Linked DNA regions of Mus musculus: regions 1 and 3 are each linked to region 2. A link is a loop called in an ENCODE intact Hi-C map of the cell type or tissue named here. Cell type or tissue: left cerebral cortex. All regions are shown on one strand.

Region 1 (2,500 bases), 980 kb after region 2:
ATTTGGTTTTTTGTTTTGTTTTGTTTTGTTTTTCAAGACAGGGTTTCTCTGTGTAGCTCTGGCTGTCCTGGAACTCACTCTGGAGAGCAGGCTGGCCTCGAACTCAGAAATCTGCCTGCCTCTGCCTCCCAAGTGCTGGGATTAAAGGCATGCGCCACCACTGTCCAGCTTCATTATATCATCTTAATCTCGTAATTTATAGCACCAGGCATAATAGATAAATACCGTAGTCACTTGCTATCTATAGATGCTATAATTGAATTTGATGTTATTAAATCCTTCAAACATAAAGTGGATACTGTTTTTCTATTTTAGGATTCTATACTTTAAATATCATATGTATATACAGACATACACCTACATATATCTATACATACACATTTATAATGCTTATGATTAGTAGTTTTAGATATGTGTCCTTGGGCTTTGAATTTGACATGCTGAGTCAATAATTTAAAATTCTGAAAAACAACAGTATGAACAATATTGTCTCAATCTTAATGTTTAGCTATATTTTTCTTAATTGAGAATCTCAAAATCCATTTCTCTTTATATATTTAGATCTTTACAACTCTTCTTTTTTTTTTTTTTCTGGTGTCTTAGAAAATAGGGTCTCATGATTAGAACACTGGAACGTTGTTCTGTTTCTTTGGCCATCTCCCATCTTTTGATGGGTTTCAATAAAGCCTTTCGGGGTTATGATGACTTCTGCTTTGTCAGACTTTATCAGTACAAACTGTAACAACTGAGTGAATAGTACAGTTTTGACTAGATATGCTTCCAGAAGTTTGTTTCAAGTCTGTTCAAAATTACCTCCACTCCATTCTCCATGCCTGACAAAATTTCTCTATGATAAGTATTTTAATTATAAAATATGAATATAAAATAATTGAAGATTTGACAAACACTTAAATTTGTTAGTTTGTGAAAGTTTACTTTAAAAATTAAAAGAAATTATAATTGAAATAAAGGTGGACTAAGAATGAGAAAATATATATCTAACTGTTATCATCCTACAAATTATATTTCAATATAAATATATTTCAATAAAAACAACAGCAGCAACCAACCACTGAAACAATCAATGAGAAAGATAATATTGATTTTTACTTTTTGTGAATTTTCTTGTATCTGAAAGGCTGCTTAAGAGCTACAGAGTTTCCAGGAGTGAACAGCAGAGGGCAGAAAACAGCAACTAGGTCCTTAGAACCTATTGTTCTATTCAATTTCTTTGTAATATTCAAAATTGATTTTGTTATTGATAAATTTAAGTATTCAAGAAACACGAAGCTTTGTGGCTTTAATGGGTGATCTTTATGCTTATAAAAAAACAAACATCAGTATTTTTCTATTTACTGTATAACCATTTACTCCATTCAGTTTAAAGTCATTATACTTAGACAGCATTCTGTGGTGAAAAGAATATCTACTACTTAATGTAGTGCATTGAAAAGCTTCATGGAAGATCATATTAATGTAATTATGTTAGTTTTAGTAGGAAATGTTTCTAGCTGTGTGAATGTCAGATGTTTACCTAAGTTTTGAACATAGATTTGCTACTAGAGTAGCAATCACATTTCAAAAATGCCTGATAAAATGTTATAGACTATGTACAATTACAATTTACCAGCAGAATGTAATGTTTGATAAGGTTGTTTATATTCCATGGGGATAAAGCACTATGATTCAGCAAGTTCATGTTCTTTAAGGATGAAATCCAGTCAATTTTGAGTTCATGACTGCCCTTGAATTTCAAATAGGTTAAAATGAAAGCTGCTTTCGAAGAGTCCCTTTATTTTAAATTTTAATTTGCTTGCCAGACACATTAATAGTATCATACATTTTTTCCATAATCAAGCTCCTGTCCCTTTATCATCAACTATCATCCCAGAGCACTTTGGATGAGACCGAAGATGCTCTGGTGGCAGACATTGAACAGCAAGTATAAGAAGCATGTTACTGAGACATTTTCCTTGCTGTATCTGTTGACCTGGTTCTATTAGAAGTTCATAAACTTCAAACCACTCTTGTGCTGGGTGTCAGAAGTAGAGGTGAAAATGTGTGTAATTTGTTTGATTATTCTTTATGTAACAAGTTGGGGTATTTATAATTCTTGTTTTACCTATAATTGTATTCTTATTGATTTTCTACAAGGCTTTGTATGTTCCTATTTAGAGGACCTGTTTAAATGAATGTGAAATTTTTGATTCACAGGTGAGATGAATTATTGGTTATAAAAAGAAGGTATTTTCACCCAGAATATGTCAGCTTATAACTTTAGTATATTATACATATGTTATGCATTCTTGCCTTAGGAACAAACACCCCCCTCCCACACACACACGCACACACACACACACACACACACACACACACACACACACACAAACACAGACAGAGGGGGAAACAGGGGAGGAGAAAGAGAGTGAGTAACAGAGGGGGTGGAGAATGACTTAAAATCACAAGCTTACAATATTTGGAAGTCACGGGTATTACTTTG
Region 2 (2,500 bases):
GGTTCTTGAGGTTTGTGGGTTAGTCGCAAATTTCTCCCAGCTAAGTCCATGTGTTATGAGTTTGGGTTCCAGGTTGGCCTGTTGAGAAATGCTAAAAATAAAATAACAGGGCCTAGCATGATCTCCTGAAGTCACTGACTGCATATGTCTAAGAGTACTGTGGGATTCTCATCTTTCCTTGCTTCCTGTCTTGACCAGAAAGTATTCGAGTCCATAGTGATGCATGACACTCATCCGAGGCTAAGGGCAGTTGAGCCACCCGATATTATATTTGAACCTCCAGAGCAATGTGCTAAAATAAAGATCTCTTCGCTTTTTGATAGGTCCATCTCAAGGTTTGTGCTGTGGTACTTGAAAAGCTAACTAAAACACCAAGTAGCCTCAAAGCACACCGCAGAGCAAGCAAGCTGACTCAGAGTCGGAAAGAGCTCCACCCCAAAGGTACACAGAGTGAAGCACAAGGTAATGGAGTAGAGAATGGCTGAGCATCTTCTTTCGGACGGAAGCTCGGAAGGGGATAGGACTGGGCTCTAACAACACATAAAGATGAATGGTTACAAGACTGTGATAGAAAAGGAGACCTGGAGAACAAGATTTGGATTAGAGGCTTAGCAGAAAAGATTCACAAAAGGGAGCCAGACGAGGAACCACTGGAAATAATATCAAAGATCTTGCGGAAAATACCTACATCTTTAATATGTTTTCTGAGTCTTAATATGGTCCATGGGTTGGATGGCTTTACAGACCCTCTTCCCTCCAAACACATGTTTATTATTCTTAAGATAATTTTCACAGCCTTAAATGATTTTTACTTTTGACTTCAGAGATTGTTTTCCCCCCTGTTTGGAAGTGATAACCCCTGAGAGCCTCTACCTAGTTTTAATCTTACTGACAGGTTATAAGCAATTTCCTATTAAGAATGTTTTTGTTGTGATCATTATTTTTATCATGACTATCATATTATTTCAATATTTTTGTATGGAATTCCTAATGTTTCTAATTGACAGAGCTGTTATTCTACCTCTACAGTGCAGTTTAAATTATAATAACATAAACAGATTATATCTATCTACCTGAAATGCCAAGTGAAATGTCTCATGAACTACAGGCACTTATCTCTTTTTTCACAAGGAATAAATATAGTCGTTCATAGGACAGATAATGACATAAGTTTGAGGTTGACAGAAAAAAGGAGAGTTTATTTGAGGCAGATGTTTGCTATGGAGAAAGTCGCTGGAGAGTCATCAAGGGAACGCTGAATTTCCGACTTACAAATTTGATAGGGCAAGATGACAAGGAAAAATACCATTTCAAAATGGAGGGACTAACTTTACAAATGTGTCAGCCAAGACCCCCTAGTGAGGATCGAGAGAGAACACTGCCAATTTCACTTCCAAACACAAAACAACTCTGTAAACGCCGCAAGATATCTACTTTGCCAATAGAGGGCGCAAGAGACACGCTGAAGAAAAAAAAGGGATTTTTTTTTTTTTTCTTTCTTTCTTCCTCTCTTTTATGCTTTTCCTCTGAGCAGTTTTGCTTTGGCGTTACCCTTCTGGCTTCTGCTGCATTATTCCGTACATGATGTGGGTGTGTGGTGAGAACATGTGGTGGCTTTTTTATCCAGCCACGTACCCAGTGGACGCGGTGACCTCATAGGCTCACATCAAGCCCTATGATCACCTTCAGAAAGTTGTACTTGAAGCGTACTGATACTGAATGCTCCAGGCTTAGAGTCGTTAGCAGCACCAGGACTTCCTCTGTGGCTTTGCTTAATGGGCTGAATGCCCGCACCCAGCAGGCTGGCTCATTTCCTTCCTGTCTGCTGAGTGTGGACCAGCTTCGACCCAGAAACCCCAGTAGCCCCTTCTGCCATCCCGGGAGCTGTAACCACTCCCTCCCAAACAAGCCTCAGGCCTAATGGAACAGGGGATTTTCCTGACCAAGTTTGCCCTTCCTGTGGGCAGCCCAACGTCCTTTAAATGCTATCACTACATCTTTAGAGTTATTCCTCATAGCTTATTGTCTCCGTAATATCGAGTTTCTCCAGTGAAATCTACTCTGCTCTATCTGTTTCCCAATGAGATCAAGGATGAGACAAGAATTCATAATTTAAAGAGCCTTTATTTGCTATACATCTCTGAATCGCAAGGAACTAAACCAGGGGCCTCATGTAGCTTACCATGTGATGTGATAGTTTGGGGACTAGGGAGAAGACATGTCACTACAGTCACTATGACCCATTAGAATAAAACTATGCGGACTGCGCCAGGAGAGGGCCTTCTGTTCACAGTTCTTTACTTGTTTGGCATTTCCTTGTACTCATAAACCTGTTGCTGACAATCATTTGATCAGTTTAATTATCTAGAAATTACTTAGTAAAGGGACTGAGAAAGTACATCCAGAGTTCTGAAAAACTGTATATCCAGAGAAGAGTTAGTAATGAGCTCAGAGCAGAGACCATTGGCTGGCCTTCCAGGGGAGGTTGCCCCGTTTCTAG
Region 3 (2,500 bases), 830 kb after region 2:
TCAAAATGACATTAACAAAAATGCTGGATTCTGAAACAAAATAAAATTGTAGTAAAGGAATAAAAATATTGGAAGTTGTGACTACGGACACAGACAAGAAAGACCTGAGGCTAACACTAAACTGCAACGCTATGATTCTGGAATTTATTAAGCAGAACAATGTGCAGAACATTTGGAAGCAATCTGTGTGCTACATTATGCATTCACTAGCTAGTTATTTGGATATTGTGGCACTTTTGGTCACTGCATTTTTGAAAAGATATAGACAAACTGAAATTGATCGAGGAAGGACAAGAACAATAAGAGGTAAAGCCCCGAGGAACAGTCTGGTTGCTATGATTGGATGCATGAGCATTTTTCTAATATTAGAATCAATTAATACTTCCCCCTTGGCAATGCTACCTAGAATAAAAAGGGGTTTAATAAAACAACCTTTTATATGTTTTTGATTCTGCCTTTGTTTTGCTGTGATGGAAATGCTAGAAAGTCATCTATGGAATCCCTGGGAGGATAAGTCTCCCAGAAATTGGAAAGCAGGTTCCCAGATCATTCTGAACAAATTATTCTCCCTAGTAGCAAATGGAATCCATAGGTATTTTCTGTGTTTGGCTGGTATTAGAAACCAAATAAATGGTTAGTTATCTCTTACCACGGTAAACAGTAAAAAGAGATATCCAAGACTCCCAGAGTCTTGAGAAATACAAGAGCTAACTAAATCTACATAGGCCTATAATAGTGTTTCTCATCTGCCAAGACACTGCTGGGAATATTTCTCGAACAGTGCTAGCAGAGTCTGGGCCATGGCTGCCAACAGCTATGGTTAATAGCAACCAGTAGCAAGACTTCAAAATCCCTGCAATGTTGATTTCAAAATGCCACCCTTCTTAGGAGGTGCAAGGCTCAGTGGCTATGGCTGTCCAGTTGTCAACAGAGACACCATGTGGTAGGGAGAGGCAATGGCAGCCAAGATAATGAAATCAGCTGTCCCAATGGTAGGACACATAGAAAACAGGGTTTCTCTTGTAATCAGGATATTTTGTACTGAACTAGAGATATAATTGCATTCAGAGTCCAAGGTAGAAGTGTAGCACAGAAAAGAACAACTACATTAAGAATATATTTTAAAAACGAAAGGAATGGCTTAAATTCAAGTTGAAAACACAATAATTTATATAAATTACTCATAAAAAACACTCCTAATATATCTAGATTAAATCAAAGCTTTCCATTTTCAACTTTTCCACTCCCATGGCAATAGAAACATCTACTTAGAATTAATCATAACTGAAATATTGTATTTATTGCTGTATTGCTGGAAAATCTGTCTCCCCTTCAAAATGTGAATTCTATAAGAACACACATTTCTTACCTTGTTCCATTACCATAAACTCAGGTCAAAGGGTTCCTAACATGCTTTGGATACATCGTTTGGTACATAGACATATCCAATAATTATTCAGAGACTACAGGACAAACATTATCCAGTTTAACGGGAAAAATTAAATATAGTATCCAAATCCCTTCCTACAATGAAAATCCCAACCCCCAATATACAATTGCTAGCATATCTTCATAAATATTCAAAGAATTAATATAAATAAGAACCACGACCAGTTAGATATAATTCTGTCAGAAAACAGAAAAAGAAGTGTCTTAGTCAGGGTTCTCTAGAGGAACAAACATGGCAGAATGTATGTGTGTGTGTGTGTGTGTGTGTATCTGTGTGTGTGTGTGTGTGTGTGTGTGTGTGTGTGTGTGTGTATGAAGGGAATTTATTAGAGTGGCTTACAAACTGTGGTCTAGCTAGTCCAACAGCTGCTGCCTAAAAACAGAAGGTCCAAGAATCTAGTAATTGCTTAGGCCAAGAGGCTAGATGTCTTCACTGGTCTTCAGTATATTCTGGAATCCTGGAAAGTAGGCTCTGATTCCAGTGAAGGCATAAAACTTGCCAGCAAGAATGAAAACAAGCAGACAGAGTCAATTTCCTTATTCTTTGCCCTTTATATAGGCTACCAACAGAAGATGTAGCCCGGGTTAAAGGAGGACCTTCCCACCTCCAATGATCTGGATTAAAGGTACATATTCCCACTTCAAAGGTCCTGATTCAAAGTGAGTCTCCCCACTTTAAATGATTTAATTACAAAAAAAATATCCCTCACAGGTATACCCAGCTGCTTGGGTTTGTTAATTCCAGATGTGGTCAAGTTCACAACCAAGAATAGCCACCACAGCAGGCATGGTTCCTTTTTTTATTAGGTTAATATTCAAATCTTGATTCCAAATCCTAGTAAGGAAATTACAAAGGAAGTTACAGCCCACTCTTGGGCATAAATGCAATTCAGCATGTTTTACAATTATATAAATTCCAATACCAGATGAGGTCATTCCATATGCAAAGTTAATTTAACATTTGCAATGGGATGACTACAGTTTATTACATGAATGGGGGAAAAAGGGAGCCAAGGAAAATGACATGATTACCTTGAAAAGACTTAGAAAA

The links. Hi-C counts contacts between places; a loop is a spot of excess contacts. Peaks named below come from ENCODE experiments on the same cell type or tissue, not always from the same donor. Only the 100,000 strongest peaks of a DNase experiment are listed, where the experiment ranks them.
Region 1: it touches region 2 in a loop (2.8-fold over the local background); 5 of 42 quality-filtered maps call a loop at or near these places.
Region 3: a loop joins it to region 2, with 12 times the contacts of the local background. A loop is called at or near these places in 17 of 42 quality-filtered maps.

Annotation. Positions count from the first base shown.
Region 1 is chr3:80,804,221-80,806,720 of GRCm38, reverse strand. It overlaps a transcript of Gria2 not described here. Among named protein-coding and RNA genes, the nearest start is that of Gria2, 2.8 kb to the right of the region's middle. In left cerebral cortex, a CTCF peak has its summit at 1,170 (motif pointing right); a DNase peak (open chromatin) is centred at 1,181.
Region 2 is chr3:81,782,375-81,784,874 of GRCm38, reverse strand. No RefSeq gene overlaps it. Among named protein-coding and RNA genes, the nearest start is that of A830029E22Rik, 18 kb to the left of the region's middle. In left cerebral cortex, a CTCF peak has its summit at 1,437 (motif pointing right); DNase peaks (open chromatin) are centred at 1,614 and 2,283; H3K4me3 peaks cover 475 bases; H3K27ac peaks cover 736 bases.
Region 3 is chr3:80,957,203-80,959,702 of GRCm38, reverse strand. No RefSeq gene overlaps it. Among named protein-coding and RNA genes, the nearest start is that of Gm29808, 33 kb to the left of the region's middle. In left cerebral cortex, a CTCF peak has its summit at 945; a DNase peak (open chromatin) is centred at 919.